3 separate regions of the Mus musculus genome follow, and regions 2 and 3 are each linked to region 1. The links are chromatin loops, found by intact Hi-C in ENCODE. Cell type or tissue: left cerebral cortex. All regions are shown on one strand. Links, peaks and the distances in the headings refer to the core of each region. The heading gives the core; the rest is flanking DNA. Region 1 has its middle 91 kb from the start of Gm24706. Region 2 has its middle 240 kb from the start of 4930595M18Rik. Region 3 has its middle 260 kb from the start of 4930595M18Rik.

Region 1 (11,226 bases), core at 2,063-7,062:
TGAGATGTTATAACTCAGCATGCATCTTTTAGAAATACATACATATATTTTGATTTGTGATCAAGTGGTCAATCTCTACATGATCAAAAACTCAGCATAGTTAATATGGCCCCCAAACTGAAGTAATTCAAACTAAGATATTATATTCTATATACCTACAGGCAACTAAATCAAGATATTATATTCTGTATACCTACAGGCAGCTAAATCAATTCAATTATTTTACATACACAGATGTCCAACCATTACCATTTCCCCCCAAATTTAGTCTCACTTGCCAAATCAGAATTCTTTTCATAGCCTCAATTATATAAGATTCCTCTGGTTTGGGGTGAAGGAGAGGTCAAACAGCTCTATATCTCTCTATGACCTGCTAAATAAGTTTCATGATCTCAAATTCTTGACTAGGGATTTGTTCCAATGATAGCACTGATGCTAGTTTTCAGTGCAACATTTAAATTTTGGATTTAATGTTACTAAAAGAAAGAAATATAGAAAACGGGGATGGGTATTAGTTGTAGAGTAAGGAAGAAGAATAATAAATGAGGAGGAGTTGCATAAAACACTTTTTTTAAAAAAAGATATAGGAATCATTATTTTATATTTACCTAAATGACATGTAAGTGTGAATATCTGCATATGTGCATGCATGTGTGCTTGTATCCCACCCACCTATCTGTGTGTGTCTGTGTATGTATGCTCTTTAAATGAATTACCACCAGTTGGGGTAACCAATATTTCTTCCAAAGGTATAGACTATCTAAGTAATCCTCACTAATCAAACATGAAAATTACCTCCTGCAGTTGTTTGTCGGTGGGCTCACAAAACTGTATAAATTATTGCTGCCTTTCTTCATTGCTTCCCAGAAGGAAGTTCAAGGTAAGTCCTTATTACTGAAGACACTGTGCACTTTGGACACAAATCTGGGAAGAAATGAGCTTGATCTGACCCAAAGTGTTCTCCATGAGGAGTAGTTTTCACAAATCTCTAAGTTGTTCTACAAGCATGCAAGAGAGGGAAAAGTGAATAGTCTATCCTAACTCTGATGCATATGAACCACAATAACCACCAGCATGGCAAGATATCCATAATGGTGCAATAATGAATGACACTCATCTCTTGGTAGCAACCAAACATTGTCTAGTTGGGCTTAAATCCATTCAACAGGATTGAAATCATGCCCAGTACAGAAACTTAGGTAAGTACCCTGGGCTAATGAAGTCACAGATCTTAGAAAAGAACCTATTACTGATTTCCTAAAACAGACAGTTTCTAACTGCATTCTGAATACTTATCTTTATCCCACAAATAAATATATCTCTTATCTTTTATCAAAGAATCTTAAAAACCAACAGATATAGCTACTCACAGAAAAATATAGCTAGTCAAAATGCAAAGAAAAAGGGACCGAGGAGTACTCATCTCTGTTTGATACACTGATAGTAAAACTACCAAACCTAAGACTCAGTGAACATTGAGGAAGAGGGGATAGAAAGACTGACAAGTATCAGAGGAACAGGAATTCTGCTTTAAGAGGCACAGGGAAGTGGCACCTATGAAATCTTAATAATATATCTGCTTACCTAAGGCCTAAACAACGTCAACAGACTTGTCTATATAGATGGGGTAAATTACATGAAACCTCTACCCTGAATAAGGAATTACAGGAAATTAACGACTATTGTGAGATGGAGAATTAATTTTCCCCAGAGATAACTCCCCCTAAATGCTTATTCAGTTATAAGTCAGCTCTAAAATTATGCATATAAATGACACTGAAAAGGCTTAGCAACATTAACTACACACATATGCACACATATACAATTATTATGCATATTTATTCACACACACATATATGTTACATGAATAATTAAATAATTAGATGCCATGAACTTAAAAGACAGGAGATCTTACTCAAACTAGTGCATGGGAGTGTTTCTGAGGAGATAGAGTAGGAAGACGAAGACGCTATGTTTAATTTAACTTTTTATGGGTTTGGGGCAGGTTTCGTTGTGGTGGGGAACTTGGACCATCAGTGCCCCTCCTATAACTTCTGCAGTACCTTCATGTTTTCTGACTACAGAATCTGGTTCAGGTGAGATACCTCCCTCTACCTCTGGCATATGCATTTCCAGCACTGCATGTTGCAATAGATAAGTATGGAAAGAAAAGGTTAAGGGTTAGAGGGCTCATCCTCGGGGGTACCCTGGGTCTCAGACTGAACTAGGGATGGAATGTTGGGTTAGTGGGAACCTTCAAGTGGCCCAGGGAAAGTAGGCTATATACATCACCACCTTTCTTGTTGGGGGCCTCTAAACTCTCCTCATTCTCAGGAAGATCAGGGAGTGTGCAGTGGTGAGTTGGGTGAGCACTCATACTCTTGCCCTGAAGGGTTGTGGTACATCTATGAACAAAAGATAGAGCATAATGGTGTGGTCTCACTGTACTGGGACAGGAAGCCACAGTGATCAAACATATTGATCACATATGTATTGGATTTAGGAGGACTCCTCCTCAACCAGTCTATCATCCATCTTCCTACTCTTCCTTTTAGTGGCAAGAGGGCGGATAGTGTTTTGCCAGTGGAAGCTATGGAGTAGTTCTTGCAGGTATCTGAGGAAGTCTTCCTAGCTTCTTCAACCAGACATTCATTGTCCATATAACTCTTCTCCAATAGACCCTGAAAGACAGCATCCAGATAGTTCTAGGCTTTAGGCATGTTCATCTCTTATTGTCTGATTCATCATCTCTTTGTCTGACTAACTGGATCAGGAAGAAGAGGTCAGGTTCAGAAGCTGAGGAGGGAGGTAGAAAGGAAAGATTGAAAGGTAGCCCTAGGTAGCACTAATCATAGGGGCTGAGTACTACAAATAACTAAATATCTTTAAATACTTGAATAAATTACTTATTACCCAATTACAATAGGTGTTGTAAATCTGTAAATGTTATCAGATGGGCTTTTTTCACAAATTTTAGATTCACAGCCTTGCCTGTGTTAACTGAGCAGTTATTTAGTTGTTTGGGAGTTGCTGAGATTTATTTATAAGACATCTCTTTTCTAAAGTCCATAATATCAAATCAAAGGTCAGTCTAATATGTTACATAAAGATATACACTAGTTTTTTTTTTGTAAAACCTTAAGTTTAAATTATTAATTTTAGGAGCCCCAAATGAGCAAAGAAACTAGTGTTTATTCCTGAACACAGAAATTACTCATTGGAGAAGTGTAGTCTTCTTCCTCTTCTAGACCCCTCGGATTGAAATCATGGGGTGCAAACAGGATTTCTAAAATCGATTTTATTACAATACTCACTTTAGGGGTAATAATCTTGAGCACCAAGTAACACGATAGCCTTTCAGATGGTTAGGAACAAAAAAGTTTCAGATTTCAACTTTAATCTTATAGATTATATAGTAGATGCTCAATACCAAAAAAACATTTCCTTTTACCCTAGAGCTCACCCAGCCTGAGGACACACACAATGAGAATGCCTAAATTTAGACCATTCTAGTAGTCAAAAATTTGACACCCCTAAAAAATAAATGTAGAAAGAATAAGGAAATGCTGTGATTCAAATTACCCTTGATTGTGTTGAAACATTTCTTAGAAAATTTGCAGAGCCTATGATCATAATCTAAAAATATACGCTATATTTCTAGTCTTTTAGGGAAAAACGCTTTCTCTGCATCCCTAAAATACATATATTTTCAACTTTGTTTTCTACATTATCTCCAAAAGAAAACTAACAAATAGCCCTGTTGATTCATGAACATCCTTCCATTCAATCAATGGATGTCTCTATATAAATTGATGACAGTACTTAAAACATACATCAAAATTGCTGTTCCTCTTTTTTGCTAAAGGAAACTACATGGAAGTTTATGAGAGTCATAGTTTTAATTTAATGTATGTGTGCTATGTTTCAGAAATTATAGAGACAAATTTTCATTCAGAATTAACATGGTGTTTTGGTTATTTATATTATGTTCATTTTCATGTTGGATACTGTATGATATAAATTGCTTCAGCTACTAATCTAGAATTCTTTGATGTGATATAGTTTAAAGGTCTTTTTTCTTCCTAGTTGAAAATGCATTCAGTGCTAAGTCCCCCAGGTGACCATGGAAAATATTAGCTCAGGAAAATGAACAATATTTAAAATTTCTATGGACCATTCAAGAAGTTATCAGGATATAACTGGCTCAGTGGCAGAGAAGTAGTTTTATAACCTCCCTAACCTCCAAGGTTTTTGAACAGGAATTATTAGGGAGTTGATCTTTTATATTTGTTGAAATAAATAGATCAGTGTGAACTCAGAATAAGAGAGATTGTAGCAGTTTCTTTTCTGCTCCTTGATCATTTGTGCCAGCCAGTTTTCAGGAAGATTTCAAACTAACTTTGAAGATGATTTTAATAGAATAAAATAATGAGCAATATTTCCAGCTACCTAGTCTCTCAGTCTTTAGAAGTCTAGGCAGTTCAGAGGCTCACTTTTAAAATGTTTCCTCTTGTGTAGCTGTAGAGATGCTATACTCAAGTATCCAAATAGTATAGACATTTTACATACATCTTAACTTTTTACATATTATATTTAGCTATACTTTCTTGTTTTATAAAACATTCCAAAAATAGGTTTAAATGCAACTTTAACCTGTTCTTATGTTAGTAGAATTTTACACAGATTATTCTGATTAGATTAATTTAATAATATGCAATCTAATATATCATATTTTTTGTTTTAATTTATTGTACTAGTGATTGAATCTACGGGCTCTCAAATGCTGGGCAAGCATTGTACCACTGTTTTATTTTGAGACAAATTCTAAGTTGCCCAAATGGATCTTGAATTCTGTAGCACAGACAGCCTTTGAAATTCCTATTGTCCTATATCAATCTTCCCCCAAATGCTTAAGTACTTAAGATTAAAGGACTAAACTACCAGGCCTGCTTGCCTATGATAACTCTTATTTCTGAGAGTATACTGAGTTTAGCTGTAACTATGAATGTTTTGTTCAAGTATCCACTGAAATAAAAAAGGACAACATAAGGAGCTCTGAAAACTATTTGTAATCTAAGGCACTATTATGGGGATTGCTGCCCATTGAAATCACCTTGCATCTTGTGCAAATGCTGATGCCCAGGTAAGAGGCCAGGACAACTGGGTGGAACACTGTAAACTTCCCCAGATTATCCAAACTGTGTTGCAATCTTAATGAAAATATAGAGGACAAGAAAATCAGTTGTTTCTGACTCCCTTGCTAAGCATTTCACATAATGTTCTCTTCAATAGACGATATATAGGAATAGGGTTACAGGAATGAAAATGAGAGTTTATGATAAGTTGTTTGTGTCAGGTGAGGAGAGAAAAGAATTGGGATACTAACCAAAGAAGAGCCACTTTTGAAATTTTTTAGAAAATAAAGTCATATGAGCTGTTTATAGTCCAATCTAATTCTAGAATCAGTAGTGGGAGGAAGTGATGGAGGAGGCAGTCAGAGTGAATATACACACTGAAGGAAGAGTGTGGAGCTTTGGTGAAATCGTGTAAGAATATTAATTACCCTCTGCCTAATTTATCTATGCCTGGCCAATGTACTGAGGTCAGTATAAGAAATGGGGTACACACATGTGAATGACCCAGATAGTGAAAGTGAGTGACTCCTCTCCCCAGTGCAGTCATCTTAGTGGCAATGTTAAATCATTCATGGCCTCATGTGCTGCTTTTGGCAAGCAGCTTCCTAATTGCTCCTGTTTTTGCATTGATTCTGCGCAGCGGTGGAAAAGCAAGTCTCCAACTTGCTTGTGGATTTATTGACCACCAGGTCCCTCCTCAGCTTTCACCTTCCAGGCCTCACTCACTCTATTTTAGATCCAGGAGGTGGGGAAAGCACCTGTTTCCTCCTCTCTAAGGATGGGCTGGGCATTTTGACAGAGTCCTCTTTCAACCAACCCACGCCAAGGTGTCTGTGTTTCTGTGTTTTCCAACCGAACTCCCTGCTCCTCCTGCATCCCTATATCTGTGGCTGAGGGATTGGGGAGGAGGAAAATCCTCCCTCAGATGGACAAACCAGATACCCAGCAAGCTACCTTCTGAGAGCGTCCAGCAGACCACAGGAAAACACCCGCCTTCAAAGTTTGGGGCGGGGGTGGGGAATTCCGGGACACTTAATGTGTGGATATGGCTCAGCAAAGAGGTCTGGAAGAGACCCAGGACGATGCTGCGGGGGACAGATTCACCAACGTCATCAAGAGCCGCGCTGGTAGGACCCCTGCTGTCTTGCTTTCTAATGTGGGGGCTATACATGATTCTTTGCTACTCTCCACAAAGGCTGTGCCCTGGAAGTTGGCACATGGTAGAGGAAAGTTATGTGGAGACAAGCAGAGTAGGGACAGTCATCCTGCCCTCGCGCGAGGAGAGGGCGGAGAATCCAGCAGGGCGCATCTGAAGGAGGAGGGAGTGCTGCTCTCCAGGGAAAACAGAAAATAAGTTTTCTTTGTGGGCTAAATACATTTCAGGGGGGTTGTTTTCTTCCGGCTTTTCATAATGTATTTAATCGAGGAAGACACCAGATATCAATTTTGATGTGAGATGGTAACTTGTTTAAAAAATTTAACAGCAAAGCATGACTAGATTGATTTTTAAAGAAACATAGCTTATAGCGTTAGGGAAAGGAGAAGGAAGAGATGCTAAGTTGTGAGAAGATGTCTAGTCTGTGCAAGGGAGTGTGGAGCTAATTCCAGAATGAAGTTTTCCCCCCTATTTATAGCTGTGCTGAAGGAAAATGTCAGAGGGCTAAGTAAGTCTGGAGCAGAACACCATGAATTGAAAATCAGCAAAATAAAGAAGCACAATGAAAAGTCTCAAAGCCTTCCATGCCCCCTTCCCTTGCAGGAAGTTTATTTCATTTGTCATAAATCTTGGGGTACTTGAGATCCTGGCCTAATATGCAAGCACTTGTAAAACAGGGTCGGTCTTTAAAGCTGTAAATACAAGCATCTGTTAAGCTCTCCTTTAAGCATGAAGTTTCACCTGCTGGGATCCTTCCTCTTGCCCTTGGAAACATACCAAATAGCAAGCAGCAAAATAACAAAAAATAAAACAAACAAACAAACAAACAACAAAGCACATTTCTTTGCCTGTATTTCTGGAGAAGGAAAAAGGCAGAACTGTGAATCACTGTGCCTGCTATTGTTGGTTTCTGGGGTAGAGTTAGAAAAAATTAAGGGGGAAATAACAAAAATGAATAAGAAGTATGTGATTTGATGAAATACTACAGAGCAACATAGTTGAGAAGAGGGAAATAACTTTAGTTTTAATTCCAAGCGGTGCTTTTTGGTGATGATGCCTATATGTCATAAAACAGTACTCACAATATTATTTAGAATTTGCAACCACACTAACCTTTTACCCTACCTAATTTATAGTACTATGTTTTAAAAACTGGCACATTTTCTTAATTACAGTTCCATTAGCATATAGCACCTGAGACAATAAGGTCAATTAAATACTCTAAAATAATAGAATGAAATGCATCAAATAGTTTCATGAACTACTTTAAAAGTTACTCAGAAATTTTATTGGACAATAAACATGAATGCATAATTATCTGAAATATGGAGAAAATGCTTATATAAATTGGATATAGACTATTATTGTGAAAAGTAAGTATATTTATTAATCCTAAATGATAATCATAATTATGATTGTGGCACACTTAAACTTGTCAGTGCATAGAAGGTAAAAGAAAATTCTTCAAAAATATATTCTTAGGCTAGATGTAAATTTTGTGTTTGGGAAATAGGTATCTTGTTCTTCATTCATAAAGAAAGTTCAGTGGACCTTTATGTAAGTTTGGATTACATATTTTGGACTACTGTTGAATGACTTTGCAACTGAAATGGTTAAAATTTTTACTTTCTTTAATGGGATGGAAACAGAATTGAAGCTTTTATTTGAAATAAAATGTATTTAGGATCAGTGATAGGTCCAAAATATTTTCTGCTTTTGAAACTAGGCTTTGATCTTTCCCATAAAACCATTCTATGGAGGGTTTAGGAGTGTCTGATGAAAATGGAAGTGAATACTTACTAGAAATATGTTTTGTTTTGAGTCCTTACACAATCAGGGATTTGTTTTATGTTTTTACTATATCTTATTTTGTTTTGTTAATAAGCATAAAGAGTGGCTATTACTAATAAATTATTTTTCTAGCCATTTGCAGCATGACAAAATATAGAAAGTGGTTGAGCACTGATACAAGAAATTATGTGTCCTTAAGCTTACACTACAATCTTCCCTGCTTTTCTTCTGTGCTTCCTTCCTCTTGTCCTTCATTCATTTATATTTTAGGTTGTTTATGGATGTAGAAAATGGCAAGGGAATTTTTTTATTAGAAAACAAGTACATTTTATGTATGGAACTGTTATGTTTCAGTGTTATTCTTGGTAATTGTTTCTAATAAATAAGTGGTCATCTTTAAATGACTTGTAACATGGGAATTATACCGTACATTTATAATAGAACCATGAGATTAATGTTATTTCATGGTCTTTGTTTATTTGATGAAAATCAAAATGTGGAATATTGATTGTATTTTTTTCCATTACATGTAAATATGCTTTAGTTATTTTATCAAATATTTGTGGCTTTAAGTTATCATTTACATTCATGACAACAATATGCATAATGTGAACACTGATCATGAGAAGTCTGCTGGAAAAAATGAATGTGCCAATATAGAAATTTGATTCCTTCAGAAAATAAATTTCAGGTATCTTACATATAAAACTTTAACATTCAAAAGCATCTGAGTATAGTGCATTTACATTCCTTATGTCTTATTTGAATACTCCGGTAATTCTAGGATCTTGATAACTTATTGATTTGGCATGTTTTTCATTTAATAGAAATACTGCTGTGTAACATAAACAGCCCTGTGCTAACAATTTTTTATAAAGCAAGTTGTAAACTTAACTGGCCCAGATTCCACTTAACATATTTTTCTGCTTTACATTTATTTTCCATCTCTCATACTATATGTTATATTTATATAGTATAATAATATTAATATATAAGCAACTGAATAAAGTATACCTGTGAGCTTGCATCATGAAAGACTTTTAGCCTGTTGGACATGGAATTAAATTCAGGTATTTTAATCAGAGGAGAGTGTTTTAAGTAGCTACTCTTTAATGGAGAAGTATCTGGTGATAAATTTTACATTGATAAGCTTTCATTTCATTCCACATTTCAAATGTAGAAAATTGTTACATCAAAAGTTCAATAAATTTTATTTTGTCCATAATGATTTTAAGAGAATAATATAAAAATAAGATACAGAGATAAAATGATTCCCAAACATCCTAGTAGGCTTTAAGAATAAAAACAAAAGGTAGTTTAAAATGTTTCAGTTTGAACTAATTCAGTTGAATTATACCCCTACAGTATTACACTACTAACTGCTCTATGTTTTCAGAATGAGGTAATCATCAAAGTAGCCAAGATACTTGGAATTTTGCAAGATGAAAATGGACAATAAATACAAATCCAGTTTGATTATTCTTTCATAAGTTCTACTTATTTAATTTAGAAACATTTCTTTCCAGAACAATTCAGTATTTAGAGAGACAGTCTGGCAGTGAATCCCTTACCTATCCATCACAGAAAACTATATGCTCATACATTATGAATCCATGCCATAATACATTGGACCTGTTTCTGTCAGAGTTGTTTTAGTACACAAAACTCAATTAAAATGTAAGTTTTCGGTTTTGCTTTAGTATATAAGGATTCTTCTCTATGCAAATTTGAGTAAGGAATTTTTGGTGAGTATATGTATATATATATATATATATATATATATATATTTATCTTGTTTCAGATAAGCAAGCTTGATAGCATCTCTATTGAAAAATGATTAGTTGTAAGATCTAGGAGATGAGATAATCTTCCTTTGTTATTCAGGAATATGGGTAGAACTGATACTTATGAGAGCTAAACATGTTTTTTTATGAAATTTAGCATATGTTATACCAACAATATTTTCAAATCTATATAATACATTTATTTTTAAAATACTGATATGATAGTGCATTACATACAATTCTTTATTCCAAGTACATAATTAGAAATTGTACATATATAGTTAATAAGCCCATATAATTTATATTTGAATACAACTTGCAAGGTTCTACTTAAGCATTTCATATAAAGTATGATTACTGCTTTGAATTTAAGAAATTTATCCAATTTCTCTTGACATTCATTAATTTTGAGGTCTATGCTTCTCTCTGCAGAAACTTTTGTTCTCTGATACAGCTAAATTTAAAGTAACATTAAAGACCTTAATAATTTTATTAAAATTGAGTTCATTATTAGGGGGATATCCAGTGGTGTGTTAGTGCTGGTTAACACTGGCTCACATTATTCATTTTTATGATTTTTCTGACCTCACATTTAGTAACATCATATTCATGTCTTGAAATCACCAAGGTTAAAATTATTCCACAAAATTGGCAATTACTACTATTCAGGACTTTTGATATATATTTTTCTTTTAAGAGCTAGTTATTAAATATTTACCAGTACTACACTAGAAATCTTAATGACGAGAGAAGTACAAATCTGAGGAAAAAGCATTGTCTAGAATCTCTATTTAAATTATACATGCATTCTACTACAGATTGTACAATAACCAGGCAACTGTTGTCTTTTTAAAATTGTCATTAAATGAAATATAGAGTTAAATTTCATTTTGCCATTGGTTTTAGATATCATTGATGCCAGGGTTAATGTCTCTCAAGTTTTCTGTCTTTCTGGTTCTAATTTCATATAGAAACACATTGTTCAGGTAAGAATATAATGTAGTTGAAGGAAGATATACTTTCAATGTGAACTCATTCACATTAAATTCACATTAAATTATACAGATACCATATTATGCCACTAACAATTAGATAGTATCAAAAAATAAAACATCAATTTAGTCAAGATTGGGTGAGTTTTGCAACATGAAAAATGTTTAAGTTGCATTTCTTTGGAAATCTCTCTGGCAAGATAGGTTGAATTTTGCAACATGAAAAAAAAAAAAGAAGAAATATTTAAGTTGCATTTCTTTGGGAATCTCATTTAGGAATCATGGCAATAACTGTGTCATTTGGCAACTTTGGCTACAAGGGATGGTTACATTTTGAAATTATAGTTCTTCTAGCTTCCTTGAATGTT
Region 2 (11,226 bases), core at 5,397-10,396, 610 kb before region 1:
TGCTGTTAGTTCTTACACAGAAGTTGACAAGGAATGGCTTTTCAGGGAGCCTAGAACTGGTTCACTATAAGGTAATTATCCCCTTAACTTGCAGTATTCCAAATTTTCCAAAGTATAGACAAAGCTTCTTTGGGTAATTTTTCTTCACATATGTACAGGAATCAAGGGCTGGGTGGCAAGACCGGGTGGTTGAGTGGAAGAAACCCCTCATAGAAGCAGGGGAAGGGGGATGGGATAGGGTGTTTCTGGGAGCGGCAAAGCAGGAAAGAGGATAACACTGGAAAAATAAATAAAGAAAATAACCAATAAAAATCATCCTCAAGAAACTAATTAAAAATTAAGAAAAAGAAAAGTCATTTTGAATGAGGTCCCTTCATTTCAACAGTTTAAATTTATAGTTTTTTCTCACTTCCCTGTACATATGTTGTTACCTTTTATGTTTTTTATCTTTCCTTTCAACACAACTCACCATGTATAAATGCAAATTGTATCATTTACAACTTCTGTGGTAAGCATGAAATTCCACTAATATATTACATGCAAATTCTAAGCTATCCTGTCTTTCAATTCCTAGATGTGGGAAGCTGTTTGTTTAGCTAAAACCAGAGTTACGTGGTATTTGAGTTGTTTAGAGTTCTACTGGGTTAAAAATGAAAACCCTCTGAAAACACGGAGATGCACAATCATCCTGAACCATGGAATTTACAGCTTTGAAAATCACTTCATATGTGAGTATGCAATAAAATGTTTTTTTTTAACCTCACAAATATCATATAATACTTTTTTCCTACCAGTAATCTCATTCTATATCTTATTTGTTTCTTTCAGTGCTCTGGATTCTAAAATAAAGATTAATAAGCAGTAGTCTCCTTTATCTTTAAGCATTTAATTGAACTTTATCTTTAAGCATTTAACTGAAGAATCTAGTGACTTAAGACTGTTTTCCCCAGATGCTCATTAAGTTTTGCAATTACTGAGCCTACATTATGTATTACTACACATGAAGTCAGCACATACAAGTGGTTAAATCACCAGAATTATCTCTAGACCAAACTTTTTAGTTCAATGTCTATTTCTAGTCAATACCAGCTGATTGCTCTCAGTGTGGCTGGACCATGGAATACTTCTCTATTCTGGGCTAAGAGTGCCTTAACAGTATAGATTTCTGTCTTGATTTCCTAAATGTCTTCAATGTACTTTTGAAAACTCTATTTCTTAATTGCTCTGGTATAAGTTGAAGAATTATAATATGTCTAAAAATCTATTTAAAAATTCTGTAAGTAAAATCTAGAAATAAATGTCTTCTACAAAATGATGTATTTTTTTGTGCTGAGAAAGGGAAAATATATTTTATTAAAATATTTCTGTTAAACAATTTCTTTACAATGAAAGTAACTATTTCCTAATTGTATTTGTTGTATTTTTAAAAGAAATTAATGTCTCTATCACTTTCTATCATCATGCTACAATTAGAATTTGCCACTGAGTACTTGCCTAGCTGCCACATATGTAAATTAGTGTACATTTAAAAAAATAGATTTCTAGAACTTGATATTTATTATGCAAAGTTTATCCAAAGTATCTGTTTCTATCATTTTCCTTGATGTAACCAAATATAGTTCTTAATATTTTATGAATAATAAGATGACTGTGATAAGTATTATATCAATTTGACTTTTGATATTTATCCAATTTTTCCAACAAGATGGCCAGTAGCAGTGAGAAATGTCACTGATTATGTAAGTGCACAAGATAGATATAGCACAAAAACAAATTTCAAGACAAACTAACATACTCTGGGATGATTTTAACAGAAATATAAGGTATTTCTTTATTTTGCCTCTGGCTTTCTAATCTCTTCAGAAATGTTAACTGGAAAGAACTTTATATGTATGTGCTTGTTTTGTTTTGTTTGCTCTTCATTCTTTTTTGCTAAGTTGAGTGAAATATACCAAATAAATAACTAGTATAGGCCTTACAGTAAATATATTTGAACTTTCATAATACAAAACACCTTTATATTTTTCATCACAGATGTGTGAGTTTTTATGTATGCAAGATGTATTGGCTTTCCTAAGATGGGAAAATATAAACTGTTTATAAAAAAAGCATCAGTTTATTTTTTTCTCTTTCAACTATAATCACACTTAAACCCCTTATAACCTACAGAGTAAATGAAAGTCAACCTATACCAGAAATCCTTGTAAATAAGAATAATAATTAAAAAAGATAATACAAAACAATCTACTAATAAATATATAACATGTATATATCTCTCATATTCTTTCTTGAATACCATTCCACTATCTGAAAACTGTTGATATAATCTAGATTACTTTGTAATGATTTATTTTATTTTGGTAAATTGTGTTTTGCCTACTTTTATATCTGAATGAAGGAATCAGATACTCTGAGCCAGGAGTTACTGAAAGTATAACAACTTAAAAACAGAATTCTAGGCCTTTAGGCCCAGGCTTGGGAATGTGGCCTTTGTAAAGGTATGTTAATCATAAAACAAATAGTGACATTCCTCCATCCACCCGCTTCCTGGGTTCAAAGAGTGCTCATTCAAAGAAAGTCACCCAGAACCTGCAATGCAAATGTGCTATTGTTAGGGGCTCTTAGAAGCTGTCTTGAGAGTTAACAATTGCCAGGTATTCCTTGTGACTCTTGTAACTTTACACTTCCTTGTGACTCTTAACTGGTATCTTTGGTATCTTCCAACAACGCCCTCCCCACTTCCTTAAGTTGTGATTTCATCCTTTAAATACCCCCTTACCCAGCTACTCCGGGCGCCACGGTCCTCTACCCCTGCGTGGTGTATGACCATGGGCCCAAGAGCGCTCTTGAATAAAAATCTTCTTGCAATTTGCAGCAAGACCCGTTTCTTGTGGGTGATTTTGGGGTGTCACCTCTCCTGAGTCAGAACGTGGGGGAGTCCTCACGTTGTGGGTCTTTCATTACAAACAGTTGTGATCTGCCATGTGGTCTCTTGGAGTCCTCTGGAGGAACAACCACTGCTCTAAATTGTTGAGTGATCACTACATCCCATGATCTAGCATGTTTATCTGTCAGACTAACTCAAGATTTTACAGATAAGTGATTGAAATGTCCTGTAAAATTTTTTAAATTTATTTACTCATTTGTTTATTCATTTTACTTCACTTTTGAGACAGGGTCTTCCTAGCAGACCAAACTGATCCTCCATTCTCTTTATTAATTTAGTTGAGTATGGTTATTACAAGTGAATAACACTTTGTCCAGTTCCCTAGAGTTTATATTTATCTATATGCCTCTATTTGCTATTTCTAATTATCACTTGATATTGTTAAACAAAATAGAATACAACTCTACAGAATCCATTTTCAGACAAATATCATTCCAATCATTTGGAAATAACTCCATTTGCCCTACCATCATCACTACACCCAACAGATTAATCTTTTGTTTGCACATTGGCTTAATGTTATATAAATCTCTGCCTTTTCAAAAAATATCTTCCTTGTAACGACTAGTGTTAATTTCCCACTTGGCAAAATCTATAGTCACCTGGGAAATAAGACACTGTGGATGTCTTGAAGGGATTTTCTTGATTACATTGATTGATATAGAAATAACTTTCTTCACTGTGAGAGGTATCACAAATATGTAATTGGAGTAGAAACTAGTCTGAACATTACTATGCATTAAATCTTTATTCTTTTCTTATGAATTGAACTAATTTGAATAACTGCTTCCAATGTATCATGACTTGATTTTCTTATCACCATGGAATGTAACCTCAAACTGAAGCTAAAATATGCCCCTTGCTCCTTACATAACTCAATGTATTTTGTTATATCAATAAATGAGAAAAAAACATTACATTATTTCTTGTTTAGCTATTCCAATTTTTATGAATTTATCAATATATATCATTATATAGTTGACTCTTTTAATATTATGAGGCATATCATTATGTTTGTTACTGTCAATCTCTTCCTAACAGAATGTTGACACATTTTCATAGCTCTAAAACACTGCATTGCAAACAAATTTCTGCCCTTGATTTTTGTAGATTTGTATAGAGATACGAACATTTTTCTGATAAATGATTATGAACAGTTACTTGGACTAGGCTGACTTGTCTCAGTAAAGTAAATTCAGCTGTAATTAAATCAACTTCTGATTAAACTTACAATACCTTTCATTATATAGGCCAAAAATCAGATGAGTAAAGTACACACACATTTAAAAAGGTTTTCTTTTGGGACTTATTTTAAAACCTATCAGTGGTAGTAAAAACAATTTTCACTTCTTATACTGTTGGATAAAAGGAGACATGAGGCATAAATTTTTATCTTTTTTGTTCAATACCAACAATTATCTGAGGTTCAGACATTCAAATTTGCAGTTAAGAAATGGAGAAAAATAACCACAATTTGAGAGATTTTATTCTATATGTCCATTAAGTAACTAAGAAGGTAATTATCTTAAGATCACCTGACACACTTGGTTGTACTTTATAGAGCAAAACTGTTGTCAGTTCATTTCTATATACAGTGAATAATTTGGACATGTCACATTTTAGCATTTATTGCCCTTCTTGTTTTGTTTTTCTTTAAATTTCACCAGGGAGAGTTTTACCAGGAACTTGTACGTATCATAAAAGTGCTCTAACATTAAACTTCATTCTTATTCTTAGCAAAATGCTACATTGAGGGCCCTGCCTTATCTCTTGGTCAAGAAGGAATACTTTTTTATCTCTCTAGAAATTGAGTAACTCTGTTTTGGCAACACAATTCATAATTTTTGATAGCATACCTAGATACCTTCATCCTATAAAGGTGAAATAATAAATACATGAATAGACTACAAGCTACAAATTTTAAACAAATAACAAGCCGTTGAAAATATTGCATAGGTCAACATATTCTAATTAACATTTTGAACTGGCTGTCTGCACTAACAAATATGCATACTTATTCTGATTCTTAAAATAATCCTTCTTCTTGAGCTTCACATCATCTGTAAATTGTATCTTGGGTATTATGAGTTCTTGGTCTAATACCCACTTATCAGTGAGTGCATACCTTGTTCTTTCATGTTCATGAGTGTTCTTTTGTGACTGAGTTACCTCACTCAAGATGATATTTTCTAGTTCCATCAATTTGCCTAAGAATTTCATGAAGTCATTGTTTTTAATAGCTGAGTAGTATTTCATTGTGTAAATGTACCACATTTTCTGTATCCATTCCTCTGTTGAAGGACAGCATCTGCTGTCACCTAGGTTTTTTATTTTTATATTAGGAAGTTTTATTTATTTTTTTTTACATATAAATGAAGACTGTGATCATCCACTTCTGTATTTGACAGTCACTGGCATAGCCTCACACAAGACAGCTATATCAGGATCCTTTCAGCAAAATCTTTCTGACATATACAATAGTGTTTGCATAGTAGATTGCTATACACATAACCACTAAGTGGTGAAACATAACGATAATATTAATGGATAGTCTTGCTTTGTCATTTGACTATATTTAGAATTAACTAAATCCCAAGCAGGTGGGTATATCTGTGAGGCTTTAATTATTATTTATTTTTATTTTCTTAATTAAATCTTTTGACATGGAAAGACTCACTTTTGATCAAAATTTTTGAGGAAGAAAGATTTACATTTTATCTGTGCCATACTTTCTGGTGGTAGTGTATATAAAAGACATAGAAGAAGGAATATTGCTTCTTGCCTGCTTACACTCACTGGCAATTCTATTCCTTCACTGGCATTAGAGCCTATATTTTTGGAATTCAGTATATATTGAAGATTGAGATGTCCAGCCTCGTGGACTGAACAACTACTAGATTCTTGAATATCTCACACACGTATACACACATAAATATAGATATTGATATAGATATATAGACATATATATTCTTCTATGTTATTACAGATTTTCATACAAGAAGTGCTTCTAAAGCAATAGAAGTACAAGGATGATGCTTTTAAGTAAATGAAATATGCACTATACTATGCAAACACCTATAGTTACTGAAGCTTCTAAAGTAGTTAATAGTAGTTTTATAGTCAATAAAGCCTCTCATAGAAGCCCAGAGAATAATGAAAGGCCATGATATGAGCTATTTTGCATCTATATATAAAGTGACACACAGAGAGAATCATCTTCATTATATTCATCTTTGTGATGAATATAAAAATTTCTAGCATCTCAGAATATGGTAAAGGACAAAAATGAACTCTGTGATAAAACTGACCAACTTCAAATGTGTAGAAATAGTATAATGTGTGTTCTTTTGTAATTGGGTTACCTCACTCAGGATGATATCCTCCAGATGCATCCATGTGCCTAAGAATTTCATGAATTAATTGTTTTTAACTGCTGAGTAGTATTCCATTGTGTAAATGTACCACATTTTCTATGAGCATTTCTCTGTTGAGGGACATCTGGGTTTTTTCCAGATACTGGCTATGATAAATAAGGCTGCTATGAACATAGTGGAGCATGTGTCCTTATTACCAGTTGGAACATCTTCTGGGTATATGCCCAGGAGAGGAATTGCTGGATCTTCAGGTAGTGCTATGTCCAATTTTCTGAGAAACTGCCAGGCTGATTTCCAGAGTGGTTGTGCCATCTTGCAATTTAAGTAGCAATGAAGGAGAGTTCCTCTTTCTCCACATCCTTGCCAGCATCTGCTGTTACCTGCATTTTTGATCTTAGCCATTCTGACTGGTGTGAGGTGGAATCTCAGGGTTGTTTTCATTTGCATTTCCCTGACAATTAAGGATGTTAAACTTTTTTCAGTTGATTCTCAGACATTTGGTATTCCCCAGTTAAGAATTCTTTGTTTAGCTCTGTTCCCCATTTTTAAATAGGGTTTAGCCCTCACTTATAAGTGGATAAATATCAGAAACTTAGAATATCCAAGATACAATTTGTAAAACACATGAAACTCAAGAAGAAGGAAGACAAAAGTGTGGATGCATTGCTCCTTCTTAGAATGGGGAATAAAACACCCATGGAAAGAGTTACAGAGACAAAGTTCAGAGCTGAGGCAGAAGAAAGGACCATTCAGTGACTACCCCACCTGGCGATACATCCCATATACAAGCACCAAACCGAGACACTATTGCAGCTGCAAAAGATTTTGCTGACAGGACCCTGATATAGCTCTCTCTTGTGAGGCTATGCCAGTGCCTCGCAAATACAGAAGTGGATGCCACAGTCATGTATGGGATGAAACACAAATCTTCTATTGAAAGAGGTAGAGAAAGTACCCAAGGAGTTAAAGGGTCTGCCAGCCTATAGGAGTATCAACAATATGAACTAACCAGTACCCCTTATAGCTCTGTCTCTAGTTGCATATGTAGCAGAGGATGGCCTAGATAGTCATCAATGGGAAGAGAGGCCTTTGATCTTGGGAAGATCATATGCCCCAGTACAGGGGAATGCCAGGGCCAGGGAGCAGGAGTGGGTAGTTTTGGGAGCTGGTTGGGGGAGAGGGTATAGGGGGATTTTCAGATAAATATGAAATGTAAATGAAGAAAATATCTAAGAAACAATTAAAAAGAAATAAAATAAAAAAAGAAATATTCTAATGGTTTCTAAGTATACTTTATAAGAGAATCTTGTCTCTCACAATTCCAGAGATCATGTGTAAAATTTAGTTGAAGCCCTCATTATAAGGTTAACTGAATTACAGCTAAAATGCAAGTCTTAATCACAAAAGGTCTACTCAGTTCAAGTAAGGACGTTGATTGGAAAAGAATTGGATCCTGTGACTTGAAATGGGTATGTGTAGGATGATGCTATTGAAGCTGAGAACTGTAAGCATTTTCAAGGGCTTATATAACCTGAGGGGGCTGTCTCTCCACTCTCAGCAGAAGATGTACTCACACCTCCACCCCCAGAAATATTGCCCTTTCTGCCTCAAAGTGAGGAAATTTTTCATTGTCTGCTAAACAAGCAGTGACTTTCTCTGAAGAAATTACCAGGAAAAGAGGTACTACTGTCCCTAAGACCCCACCAATAGTTGCTTCTACACACATAATTGTACTTAATGTAAACCAGGCTCCTAGATGAAAGATACACTACATTATTTAAACACCTAAATTGGCTTGTTAACTCAGTTATGCAGAATTTGGGGGAATGTATATGAAGATAGATTTTAATCATGTACCATAAGGACTGAAAGAATATAAAATTGAATCAGGATGAGTTTAATGATATTGGCCCAGTAAGGGAGTTCTAAGTTAAACCATGTTAAATATCAAAGGTTACATAAATCAAAACAATATCAAAAAGTTTGTTTTAGTGGTTTTCTGAAGCATTTGTCAAAATATGGCCAACCAAAAAAGGAGTTGGAGATTCCTAATATCCATTGTCTTAGTGTTGAAGAAGAGATTATATGGTTTAAGGAAATTACAGTACTAGAGTGGGTACTCAGTACAAAACAAACCCTATACAGTAGGATTTAAAGAGCTTTGTTTTCTCCTGTATGCCAGATCTTAAAGTTGAAGCTATTGGTGCTTTGTTGGATGAATTAAATGTAGTAGGTTAATCTGAGCCCTGACATATCATAACACAGGTAGCACTGAATCACCAAACCTAATTATTAGAGTTGGATGCATAGACAAGGAAACATCCATGATGGTCTAACCCATAAGGGGTGGCGTAGGCAAAGTGACTTGTATAAGTGGTATAAGTCATATGGATATTTGGTATTGGCTAATCAGTCATAGTCTTTCCAGGCATCAAATATATAAGAAGTTTACTGCATGTCTGTTTCATCTGTATAACCAGAAAAAAAAAATGAAGGAAAAGCTACAGTGGATCATGGCAAAAGGCAAACTCAGCCAGTGAATTAATTTCCAGACTTGAGATAGTTTGAAGATCCAGAACTCCTTGAATACAGACAAACTCCCCTGAGGAAGTACTTGATAGAATGCCTAAGATTTTTACTGTTAAAGTTTCTCCAGTCTTTGTCCAGAGGGAACTATGGTCTTTTGTAAGTGTAACTATACTTGGGGAAGGAAACAATCACACTCTCCAGGTTCTGTTATATATTAGATCTGAATTGATCTTAATTCCAGGAGACTCTAAGAAATATTGTGACTCTCCATTTAAAATACAGGCTTATCTAATTCAAGTAATTTTTTTTTTGGTTCCCTGAACTCATTTTGTGTTTATTTCGCTAGTACCAGCATATATATTTGTGGGACCGTGAAAGGTAGCCTGTTTTGGTTTAGTGATATTTGCTCCACAGACCCAGTAGAAAACTCTACAAGGGACAGAACAGTAAACCACATTCTCAGAGACAGATGCCAGACACCACAGAGCCCCCAACTCCATAAATCTGTGACTATCAGTCATCCAGACAAAGACCCAAGCTCCTGGTGTTCTAGCTAGACTCCACCCTCACAGTTACCTGACAATAGCCAGGTATGCTCCTCCAGACAGCTACACTGCAACTGCAAGGTAGCCCAGCCCACTATAAAAGGAGCTGCTTGGCCCCTCCTCTCTCTCTTAAGCTCTCACCTCCCTTACTCTCATCTCTAGCTCTCCTTTTCACCCTCCCTTCCCTCCTTCTCTCCAGTTGGCCATGGCTGGCCCCTCTCTTTCTTTTACCTTCTTTCTCTCTGCCTTTCTACAATAAAGTTCTAAAATCATAGACTGTCTCTGTTCATCAAGGCCACTGTGCTTGAATGATGGAATAGGCTTTCCCCTAAAGAGCTGCATCTAACCTCTCCCCCGAAGGCCTTCCTGAGCTCCAACCATAGACTGGAACAAGGACTCTTGCCTGGATGGGAACCACCCACTAACTCCTCTCCCCCTACCCTCTCCTCTCTTTGGCCCCAGGCATGAATGAGCAGCACCCCCCCCCCCCCCATAGTCTTCACTTTGTTCTCAGCTCTTCCATGACATACAGAAGTGTCTGGGATGTCAGAGATTGAGAACCTGTTATATCTGCCTTCCATGAAGCCCAGAGACCTCAAATTAACCGTGCCCACCCCTCCAGGACTGAGTCCGTAGCTTCACACAGCCAGACACCTACTGGGGCCACGTGGGAAGCATGCAGCAGTCCTTCGCATCTTCCTGCCCCAGCATTGGAACTCTGGCAGGACAGGGGTTCTCTCCTACACTCTTTATTACCCCATGTCTGCTGTCCAACATATATTTAGGGTAGATATACTTAGAAGTTGGCATAATACACAAACTAATTATAACTGACTTGTGAAACAGAGAATCTTATGTTTTCAAAGGCTAAATGGAAAATTCTAGAGTTGCCTACTCCAGGGAGAAAAAAATTGATCAAAAAAACAATATCAGAGAGATGTTTTGGAGGAATTTTTAAAATTAGCACTACTATCAAGAACTTGAAATATGCAGGGGTGGTAGTTCCCAATATATTTCCCTTTAATTCTCTTATCTGGCCAGTGCAGAAGACAGATGGATCATGAAGAATAACTGTTGATTCTCAAAAACTTAATCAAGTAATGATTCCAACAGCAACAGCTTTATGAAACTTAATGTCCTTACTTGAACAGATTAATACATCTCTTGGTAAAAATAGTGCAGTTATTGACCTAGCAAATGTCTTTTTATCAGTAGCTGATCATAAAGACCACCAGAAGTGATTTACATTCAATGGAAAAGGCTACCAGTATCCCTTTACAGTTTTATCTCAATGATAGATCAACTATCTAGCCTTGTGCCATAATATAGTTCAAAGGGATTTTAACCATGTTATTTAACTTTATGACAATGTTATAGTGATTAAACCAAGTGAACAGGAGCTTCTAACCATTTTAGACTAATTGGTAATACATATGTCCATCAAAAGATGGGAAATAAATCTAACTAAAATTCAAAGGTTTTCTCCCTCAGCAAAATATTTAAAAGTCCAGTGGTATGGGCCACACAGATACCTTTATTCTAAAGTAAAAGATACATTATTGAATCTGGCTGCTTCTACCAAAAAGAAAGAATTAGAACATTTTGGGAGACTATTTGGATTCTGGAGACAGCACATTCCTCACTTGGATTTATTATTCTAGCACATATATCAAGTAACTCAGAAATCTATAGTTTTGAGTGGAAACTTGAAGTGAAGCCAACAGACCAGAAGTGGCTTGAAGTTGTACTGGAAGACAGAGACAATGTTTAGAGCCATTCACAGGGTCCAGTAGGTGAATCACTGCAGCGAACTTTGGGATTTTGGAGCAAG
Region 3 (11,226 bases), core at 350-5,349, 600 kb before region 1:
ATAGTTTTAAATTTATCATTGATGCTAGACAATGAACTAAAAACATGCTTATTAAGCATGTATTCTACTCAAACACACTCTCCCTTCAGAAATAAGTGTCTCTGAATGTATGAGATAACAAATTTAAGAAAGCATCTAAGAGTCATGTAAGACTAAGGAAAAATTAGAACCAGAGACATAAATATGAATTTATAAATAACAAACTGTAGGTAGGATGATTGTTTTCATCACTCCCTCAATGATGTAGAGCACAATTAAGCTTTCTAGAATATTGTTTTTGTGCTTTTCTATATTACTGTAATATATTTTACTCCTGCTCATTTCTTTATAATCATCTAGAAGATTTTGGATGTTATCAAAATTATTAATTCTTTCCAAGACTATGTAAATATTTGTCAAAAAAGCACAAACTGCTAAATGTAACTGTATTTTGAGTTTTTTTAAACACTGCACAGTTTAATATTATCTAGACTAGCTTTTGAATTTTCAGAACATTAGAAGCTTAAACAGTGACTTAAAAGAAAATCTTCTACCCTTTACATTAATGGTTACCATCATGACTGTCTATTATTAATTGTTAAGACAGATGTTTTAGGATGAAAATTTCACTGTTTTGATGTTAGGAACAAGTTAAATTTCAAACTATCTAATATGTGTTTTGTGAGTCAGTCACGTAATTTGGTACATGTAGTACCACTAGTTCCACAGATGCAACACTGTTTTTATAATCCAAGTAAGAAAAAAGTGTGTGTGTGTGTGTGTGTATTTATATACTTGTATGTATGAAAGAGAGTGAATGGAGGGGATAAAACTGTTACATGTAGGGTTGATAGATTGAGCATAACCTGAAAGCTCATATATTTGAAAACTGGTTCCCCAGTAGGTGTTTATGCACAATCACAATGTATAGTCTTGATGAAGAAGGTATGTCACTGTGGGTGGGCTTTGAAGTTTCAAAATCCAACTGTACTCCAGTGCATTCTCTGCTACTTACTTGCCAATGGATCAAGAGATATGAGCTCTCAGCTGCTGCTAGAACAACTGAGGTTATGATTTTGTTACACCATCATAGAGTCTAATCTTTTGAAACTTTAAGAAGAGTTAAACTCTGTCTTACACAACTTGCTCTGGTCATGTTTCATCACACCAATAGGTGTATGTAATACCTGGTGCCATGTTTTTCTGAATTTTCATGGTTTGTAAAATTTCTACTTTGCAAAGAAATAAATACAGAAACATATTTGCTGAAACTCAAACTGACAAAGAAAATTATAAGGATTGATACATAATGATAACTCTGACTTACCTGGAAGTATGGGTTACCAAGTATTCTTATAACAAATACAGTAGGACTAAGTAAACTGAAAGACAGATGACAATATCATACTTTTAAATAAGGTTTTAAATTAAGAGGGATTAGGGTCAACAGAATCTGAGGATAAAACAGAAAAGATGGCCTCAAATAAAAGGGTATGTGTTCGTAGTGATTGTTTTTAATCTTTATTCAATTGGGGAAAGCTAATAAAAAACTGAAAGGAGATTAAGCAGAAAAATCTAAAGTTTTAAGCAATATGTATAACTCACTAGAAGACTAGAAGCACATAAGACTTATAAAATAATATTACATTAATAAATACAGAGGAAAAATATTTTAAGATTCTCTACATAATGAAATCAAGATATTTCAGAAATAAAGTATTATTAGAACGCAACAATTATTTAAATTAAACAATGGTTCCTTTTCTCAGGAACAGGACATTTCACAGTGTAAGTATACTAGGTCAAACTCTCTGAAAGTGTTTCTTGAACACTATTGTTATCTTGTTCCACTGATCATCTACATCTTTGCTCGCTATACTAGTCTTTAGTATATAGCCCATGGTTGTCTCAAATGTACAAACCCACTGCTGGAACCTAGGAGGTGCAGGAGTTACATCTGTATATCACATTGTCTAACCCTAAAATCTAACCATTATCCATAACTGTGTTAGACATTGAAATTTAAGAAGCTGTCAGATTTAATCCATAAGTTTATACTGTTTTTTATCACAATTGTACTAAACATACAACAAAGGCAAAGGTAAATATATTTTAATGTGTCCAAAGGAACATATGCTGCAATAAAATAGATTAATTTTTTTGAGAAATCCATCTGACAAATATATTGAGAAAAATACGTTCAAGGTTTTTTATAAAATTATTGAATCTGACTCATGATGTGGTATTCTGATTTATACTTTAAACACAGTTTTTCCTAAAATGTTAATTATGTATTTAAGGGAACACATATTATCTGTACAAATTATAACAGGAAAAAGGTACCAATAATCTCCTGATTTTTTGTGTAACTCTAAGCAGTTGGTATAACTTTCTCTGTTGTACAGAAATTTGTCACAATATCAGGATATTATAATCTTGTAAATTCATATATATATAGTATTGCTAGTGATCTGAGGCCATTTAAAGTACTCTCAGGGGTATAATTTACATTTGATTTCTCTTCTAAAATTGTATATACAATTATCTAATTAGAGATAAGATTTTATATGACTATCATTAAGCTGAAAGTTGATATTTCAGCACAATTAAAATGGAGAAATCTGAGAAAGTACTTTTTAAAATAAAATCTAATAGTTTGTTACTATATAATTTCCCCATTTATTTGGTTTTACTCTTTAGTTATTAGTTGATACATTATATTAATTTACAGGAAAATAGTCACAATGAATAGAGAAGAAAAATATTACCCTCTTAACTCTAATTGAGTAGTAATTAAAATTAATTTCCACAGGAAGTTGAAATATTTATTTTGAGAAGTACTGTTTTATATTTTATGGTTCTATATCAGGTTACATAATACCTTTACTCATGTAGTACTTTTCTCATTGTTGTGAGAAAATACCTGACAGTATCAGTGAAGGGCAGAAGGACTTATTCTGTTTCATAGTTTAAGAACAAACACATTTTATTTTGTATTAACAGCATTGTAGCAGGAGCATGAGACAGTTGGCATTATCCTGCCTGCAGAGAAGAAGCAGAGAGATTGATATTGATGCTTATGTAGTTTCCACATTTCTACCTTCTTATTCAGTTTGTACCTCAGATCATAGGACAGAGCCAGCCACATTCAGCATGAGGCTTCCTTTCTCAGTTAAACCTCTTTGAAAATGCTCTTCCAGATACACAGCTGTGTTTTCTAAGTGACTCTAAGTCACTTAGGTTGGAAATAAGCAAGAATGATCTGAACAAGCATATGGAACTAAAAAAGGAAAAGGCTAAAAATCCTCAAAACTATACAAAGGCAACTGAATGAGGCTAGGAATGGGAGAGATGTCTTTTTATAAGGAAATGCATACCAATTGTTTGCCCAGTGCCAAATGGTCAGTCCTTAATAGAACATTCAAGTAATATATGTATTCAAGAGGCTATATTTGGGAATATATATATATATTCATAGATTTTGAATGCAATCTGGGAGATGTATGTAGGAGTACTTATAGGTAGGAAAGGAAAGGGAGAAATGTCATTATGAGAATGCAATCCTAAAATGCTAGTAAGAACAATGAAAATAATGATTAAATAACATACTTTACATTTTGAGAGGTTTCCAATGTCAACGTTTGCCCTCACTGCATTATATAGATAGTCACAGTTCAAAAGACTCAAGGAATTATTAACATCATTTCTAAATTTGTATTCTAGAATTAAAAGGCTTCATTATACCACAAAAAGCTAAAAATGTTTGTCCTTTCTTTTACTTTGAAGACAGTGTTACATTGGTATTAATTCGGATAATTGTGTTTAGCTTTTCACTTATTTAAATATTCGATGTATATTGCAAAATAATGTAATAAAACTAGTATTTGAATCAAGCTAAAGATGAGAACTCATAGAATTTGTCTGGGCTGAGTCTCTAGGCTCAATTCTTATTACCACCAAAATGTCATTCATTTTATTATTTGAATATCTAAAATCTACATCGTAATCCAAAAGTATAATAGATAAACATAACAAAATCTATTGTGGAACACAACAATAAAAGGACACCTACCACATGTTTTCCTTCAAAGAAAACAGTCTCAGAGATTTCTTTAATGACACAATTTGCTTTTCCTTAAGATACCTTAAATTTTTGCTAAATTCATACATGCATCCAGTGTATTTTTCTTGTGTATAAATTTTGTAGCAACAAAGTGCACTGAATTTTCAAATGGATGAAATAAAGGAAAAGACAGGTTAACATTTCAAAGGGGGCTTTGAAAATTAAATTTGAAAATTTAAATGTCATAAAGCAATAAAGAAATTTGAAATTTTAAAAGGAAGCCTAGGATTATGTTATTATTAGACTAGTTTTCTTCAATAAGGCATGACTAAAATTAAAAATATTAAATGTACACGCAGATGGGTTGTGATGATAGAAAGAAAAAATGGAATGCTTTCTAATGATTTAAATGGATAATGAAGTGATCAATCTTTATTTAAGAGGGTCTATGTTTTTCGCAAATTTTTTTATTACGTATTTTCCTCATTTACATTTCCAATGCTATCCCAAAGGTCCCCCACACCCTCCCCCCCCCACTCCCCTACCCACCCATTCCCATTTTTTGGCCCTGGCGTTCCCCTGTACTGGGGCATATAAAGTTTGCCTGTCCAATGGGCATCTCTTTCCAGTGATGGACGACTAGGCCATCTTCTGATACATATGCAGCTAGAGTCAAGAGCTCCGGGGTACTGGTTAGTTCATAATGTTGCACCTACAGGTTTGCAGATTTTTTTTCTGGGAAATTGTGTTGTGTATGTCATAAAACCCTTAGAGGATATGATTAAACTGTGATGAAGCAAAGTTGGCTGGAACTTTTGTGAAAAGTTACAGCCTATATTTTGCATTTATATTCAGACACGAAATTTCCACGCTGATTATCTTCTCTATCTTCATTCTAGGTAATTTCTTTCATTGTGCCCACCATCTTTTCATGCTGATCATTTTCACATAACAAGCTGCCAAGCAACCCTTGTGACCCACATGATTATTTTGACTGTATTACCATTCTGTGAAGTTTATTATATAATTGGTTCAGCTGTCGCTTGCAGAGCAGATTTTGAAGATGGAATTATTGACTCAGTCATGTCACAGTCTGCACATATGCAGACATAAGCCTATGAATAGTTCATCTCACCCCACCCTCCCATGAATCCCACATTATTTATTTTCTCCTATTTATAGTGCAGAGAGGAGCAGGCAGATACCATCTGGAAGAAGATACAATGTTTTAAGATTAAAATGTCATTCATAATGAATTTTATAAATAATAATGACAAAACTACATATTGTTTGCATTTTTATATTAAAAAAACCTTAAAACAGTATAATTTATTCTCAGTTCATTTTTTTACACTAACATATATATATTTTAATCCCATTTTTTCATTTTTCATTAAGATTATCATAATTTTCACTATAAGTTTTTCAAAGATAAATATAAACAGGGAGTATATAACTAGAATAATGTATATTATTCTTACATTTTCATAATTAAAACCTTATTTTTAAATTGTCATTGTTTATGCTAAGTCACAATTTAATTCATTACATCCTATATTTTCTGACTATGATATGAATTATTTTTTGTAAGTCTAGAAAGGTGGCTAAAAACTTAAGAGCATTGGATGGTCTTCCACAGGACCTGGGTTTGATTCCCAACAGACACATGGTTATAAATAATTCTCTGTAACTCCAATCACAAAAGATCAGATACTTTCTTATTGCCTATTTCAACTATAAAGCATACACAGTGTTCACACATATACATGCAAAAAAAGCACCCCTACAACAAAAATAAAAATTATTTTTAAACTTTATCTTTTTAAAATTTAAGGATTGTTTTATCCCTTAGGCCAACTAAGTTTACAACTTTATATTTTAACATTTTTCAAGGAGATAGGAAGAAAAGACGATTATAACTTTATATTCATATTTTATTAAATATCAAATTACCTAAAGGAAGAAGTTATCCATAAATGTTAATAAGGAAGTATATATCTTTGCCTTATTAACTGTTCCCCTTACTCTAACATGGCTGCTGTGCCTATAATCAAAGTGAAGATTGATGTGGCTATAGATACAGTGATAATTACAACTATAATAAACAAAGAGTTTTCCATTCACATGAGATATCAAGTGTGGTGAGCAGGTGTGGCGGTAGTCCCAAGATGGCGCCCAGGACTGCAGCCAAGTCTTATGACTTGCACCTGACTTCCTCATACACCTGAAAATATGCCACGTCCATTGTGAGAGCTGCACAGGCACACCATGACACAAGATCAGGCCATTTGACAAAGGCCAATGAACTGAGATTACATGGACTGGGCTGATTGGGGCGTGGTTGAGGGGTTATATAAAGGATTGCGATTGGGGGCTAGAGAAAGATTCCTGGTTGCATGTTGAATGTTCCTGAATAAACTGCTTTAAGAAGAAAGCTGTGTCATGGCTCTTTTCTGCTGATCGGTGATAGAAGCAACATTCAAGCATCCTAATAACTGTTCCTTTCTATGAGAACATACACTCTCTTCCTTCAAAGCTTGAGGGTTTTTTTTTTGTTGTTGTTGTTGTTGTTGTTGTTGTTGTTTTTGTTTTATTTGTTTGTTTGGGTTTTTTTTGTTGTTGTTGTTGCTGCTGTTGTTGGTTTTTTGTTTGTTTGTTTGTTTGTTTGTTTTTTCGAGACAGGGTTTCTCTGTGTATCCCTGGCTGTCCTGGAACTCACTTTGTAGACCAGGCTGGCCTCGAACTCAGAAATCCGCCTGCCTCTGCCTCCCGAGTGCTGGGATTAAAGGTGTGCACCACTATGCCCGGCTAAAGCTTGAGTTTCTAATTGTAGATACATACTATTCCAAACTATAGTCTTACAATTAATCTAAAATATGTATAACTCTACAAAATGTTACTGAACTTATTATGTTACTGAGATTCACTAGTGCCAGTAATGTAATTGTGCCTGAGTCATTCCAGATAAAAGCATCACAAGAAAAATATAAATGATGGAAGATTTTTTTTTATTGACCTGTATCTGTGAGTCTCTTTTAACAAGGACATTTACTTTTTTATTGGTTATTTTTTCATTACATTTCAAATGTTGTCCCTTTCCCAATTTCCCTCTGTAAGCCCTTGTCCCTTCTAGCCTCCCCCTGTCTCTATGAGAGTGCTCCCCCACCTGACCACCCACCCACTCTCTCCTCAATGTTCAAGTATCACCATATGCTGGGGCATCGAGCCTCACAGGACCGAGGGGTCTCCTCCCATTGATTCCAGATAAGGCAATCCTCTGCTACACATGAAACTGGAACCAAGTGTCCCTCCATGTGTAACCTTTGGTTGGTAGTTTAGTCCCTGGGAGCTATGTGGATTCCAGTTCGTTGATATTGTTGTTCTTCCTATGGTGTTGTAACCAACTTCGGCACTTTAGTAATTCTCCTAACTCTTCCATTGGGATGTTTGTGCTCAGCCCAATGGTTGGCTACATGCACCTGCATCTGTATTGGTCTGGTGCTGGCAGAGTCTCTCAGGTGACAGCTATACCAGGCTCCTGTCAGTGATTACTTCTTGGAATCAGCAATAGTGTCTGAGTTTGGTGTATGCACATGGTGTGGATCCGTATGTGAGGCAGTCTCTGGATAATCTTTCCTTCAGTCTCTGCTCCAAGTTTTGTCCCGGTAACTCCTTTGGAAAGGAACAATTCTGGATTTTTATTTAGATGGGTAGGTGGCCCCAACCCTCAACCAGGGTCAGTGCCTATCTTCTGGATCTGGTCTCTACTGGTTCTATTTACCCTTTGTTGGGTATTTATGCTAATATCATTTGTGTTTGGTCCGTTGGACATCTTGATTTCCTGGTATCTGGAACTTTCTAGTGGATACACCCAGTTACCCATCTGTACTGGCTAGTTTTGTGTCAACTTGACACAGCTGGAGTTATCACAGAGAAAGGAGCTTCAGTTGAGGAAATGCCTCCATGAGATCCAACTGTAAGGCATTTTCTCAATTAGTGATCAAGGGGGAAAGGCCCCTTGTGGGTGGGACCATCTCTGGGCTGGTAGTCTTGGGTTTTATAAGAGAGCAGGCTGAGTAAGCCAGGAGAAGCAAGCCAGTAAAGAGCATCCCTCCATGGCCTCTGCATCAGCTCCTGCTTTCTGACCTGCTTGAGTTCCAGTCCTGCATCCTTTGGTGATCAACAGCAGTATGGAAAAGTAAGCCGAATAAACCCCTTCCTCCCCAACTTGCTTCTTGGTCATGATGTTTGTACAGGAATAGAAACCCTGACTAAGACAAATTGGTACCAGCAGAGTGGGGTATTCCTGTGACAGTCTGACCATGTTTTGGGGAGGACTGTGGAAGGACTTTGGAACTTTGGGCTTGAAGATCCATCCATTGTTAAGAGCTCTGTCAGATGTTGTGTAGGAGCTTGGAAGATAATGTTGAGAACACCGCAGAAGATGGAGCTCTGGTTTGTGAAATTTCAGAGGGAAAATTAAAGACTCTTTTCAGGGCCATTGCTGTTTTGATTGTGAAGATTCTGTAGTTCTGGTTAGCTGGGGCTGAAGAATCAGCTGTGATTAACAAGATACCAGAACTGCCAAAGCAAAAACTTTGCATTACTGGGACTATTGATGCTGGTTAGCTGGAGCTAAGAAATTAGCGGTGACCAGCATCATTGAGGTGACGTCTTCTGGGAAGTGTTTTGTGAAAGCATAAAGAGGCTGTGTTTCAGAGATGGTCAAGGTTGTACTCCTGCTGCAGCGGGACTTGGTAATATGTAAGGGTCACCCAGGTGGTACTGGTTTTGAAGGCATGAAGGGGTCACGCAAAGTAGCTGAGGCTCGGTACTATGAGAGGCCATGGAAGGCCATTGGTGAAGGTGCAGCCTCAGTTGCAATTGAAGGCCCAGGACTGAAGGGGTCATGCAGTGTTTTGGAGATGCCAGTACCATGAGATGACCACCAAGAGCAACAGCAGCAGTGGGGTACAGGCATCTGGAGCCTAGAGGATGATGTGTGTGCTACAAAGGGCATGGCTGGAGAAGTGACCCAAGCCCTTGGAGGAGCCCAGAAGATCGTGAGTTGGATCCCAGACATTGGACAGTTGGAGATTGACTTTTGCTTTTGATTGTGACTGTGCCCTGATATTTTCCCTCTTGAAGGAAGAAACTGCTTTAGTGGAGCCCACAGTTAAGAGACTTTGGATTTTAAAAAAGATGGATATTTTAAGAGATTGAAATTTTAAGAATATGTAAAGGCTGTGGGACTTTTAAAGTTATTTAGATCTTGGGGATGAATAAGATTGTAAGGGTTGAGGCTTACTAGTGATGTTTTTGTGTGTCAAGTTGACAAGGGGTCAATTATACTGGCTAGTTTTGTGTCAACTTGACACAGCTGGAGTTATCACAGAGAAAGGAGCTTCAGTTGAGGAAATGCCTCCATGAGATCCAACTGTAAGGCATTTTCTCAATTAGTGATCAAGGGGGAAAGGCCCCTTGTGGGTGGGACCATCTCTGGGCTGGTAGTCTTGGTTCTATAAGAGAGCAGGCTGAGCAAGCCAGGGGAAGCAAGCCAGTAAAGAACATCCCTCCATGACCTCTGCATCAGCTCCTGCTTCCTGACCTGCTTGAGTTCCAGTCCTGCATCCTTTGGTGATCAACAGCAGTATGGAAAAGTAAGCCGAATAAACCCCTTCCTCCCCAACTTGCTTCTTGGTCATGATGTTTGTACAGGAATAGAAACCCTGACTAAGACACCATCCCCCTACCTCTCTACAGCTCCATTCAATTTCTTGACACTCCATACATCTCTCCCTACTCCCCACATCTACTCCCACAACTGATCATGCCTCCCCCTTTTCCCTTCTCCTCCTTTTTTCCTCCCAGGCATCTCCATCCCTCTATCTCCTGTAATTATTTTGTTCCTGGTTTTAAGTAGTACTGAGGCATCCACATTTGATTGTCCTTCTTCTTGAGCTGCGTATGATCTATGCTTTCTATCTTGGATATTCCAAACTTTTTGCCCAATATCCACTTATCAGTAAGTACATACCACGTGTGTTCTTATGTGACTGGGTTACCTCACTCAGGTTTATATTTTCTAGTTCCATCCACTTGCCTGTGAATTTCATTGCTTTTAATAGTGGGGTAGTACTCCATTGTGTAAATGTACCACATTTTGTCTAGTCATTCTTCTATTGAGGGACATCTGGGTTGTTTCCAACTTCTAGATATTATAAATGAGGCTGTTATTAACATAGTGGTTCATATGACATAGTTATATGTTGGAGAATGTTTTGGGTTAATGCCCAGTAATGATATAGCTGGGATTTCGGGTACAATTAATTCTATTTTTTTTTTTTTTTGTGGAAGCACAAGACTGATTTCCAGAGTGATTGTACTAGTTTTCAATTCCACCCCTAATTCAGGAGAGTTTCTCTTCTCCACATTCTCACCAGCATCTGCTCTTACCTGAATTTTTTATCTTAGCCATTCTGACTGGTGTGAGGTGGAATCTCAGGGTTGTTTGGATTTGAATTTCCCTGGTGACTAAGGATGTTGGACATTTCTTTAAGTGTTACTGAGCCATGTGAAAACTCTCAGTTGAGAGTGTTTTGTTTTGTGGGGAGCCGCCCTCACATTCGCCTTTACAAGATGGCGCTGACATCCTGTGTTCTAAGTGGTATACAAATAATCTGCGCATGTGCCAAGGGTAGTTCTCCACTCCATGTGCTCTGCCTTCCCCGTGATGTCTAGGCTGATGGGCTGCAGCCAATCAGGGAGTGACACGTCCTAGGCGGAGGAAAATTCTCCTTAAAAGGGACAGGGTTTTGCCATTCTCTCTCTTGCTCTTGCTCTCTTGCTCCTGAAGATGTAAGCAATAAAGCTTTTGCCACAGAAGATTCCGGTTTGTTGCGTCTCTCCTGGCCGGTTGCGAGAACGCGTGTAAGATTGTTTTTTTTTTTTTTTTTTTTTTTGCTCTGTATTGAATTTTTAATAGGGTTATTTGGTATTTGGTTCTTCAGAGTGTAACATCATGAGATCTTTGTATATATTGAATATTAACCCTTTATCAGAGCCATGTGAAAACTCAGTTGAAAGTGGGTTTGTTTGTTTGTTTGTTTGTTTGGGTTTTTTGTTTTGTTTTGTTTTGTGTTTTGTGTTTTGTGTTTTGTGTTTTGTGTTTTGTGTTTTGTGTT

Evidence for each region. Hi-C counts contacts between places; a loop is a spot of excess contacts. Peaks named below come from ENCODE experiments on the same cell type or tissue, not always from the same donor. Only the 100,000 strongest peaks of a DNase experiment are listed, where the experiment ranks them.
Region 2: it touches region 1 in a loop (3-fold over the local background); 2 of 42 quality-filtered maps call a loop at or near these places.
Region 3: a loop joins it to region 1, with 4 times the contacts of the local background. A loop is called at or near these places in 2 of 42 quality-filtered maps.

The regions. Positions count from the first base shown.
Region 1 is chrX:82,304,910-82,316,135 of GRCm38, forward strand. It overlaps the pseudogene Gm18386. Among named protein-coding and RNA genes, the nearest start is that of Gm24706, 91 kb to the right of the region's middle. In left cerebral cortex, for the core only: no CTCF peak of the experiment used is centred there; DNase peaks (open chromatin) are centred at 5,171, 5,559, 6,095, 6,346 and 1 more place; H3K4me3 peaks cover 1,423 bases; H3K27ac peaks cover 1,403 bases.
Region 2 is chrX:81,696,355-81,707,580 of GRCm38, forward strand. It overlaps the pseudogene LOC115489112. Among named protein-coding and RNA genes, the nearest start is that of 4930595M18Rik, 240 kb to the left of the region's middle. In left cerebral cortex, for the core only: no CTCF peak of the experiment used is centred there; a DNase peak (open chromatin) is centred at 7,890; H3K27ac peaks cover 284 bases.
Region 3 is chrX:81,710,843-81,722,068 of GRCm38, forward strand. It overlaps the pseudogene LOC115489112. Among named protein-coding and RNA genes, the nearest start is that of 4930595M18Rik, 260 kb to the left of the region's middle. In left cerebral cortex, for the core only: no CTCF peak of the experiment used is centred there; DNase peaks (open chromatin) are centred at 3,191 and 5,014.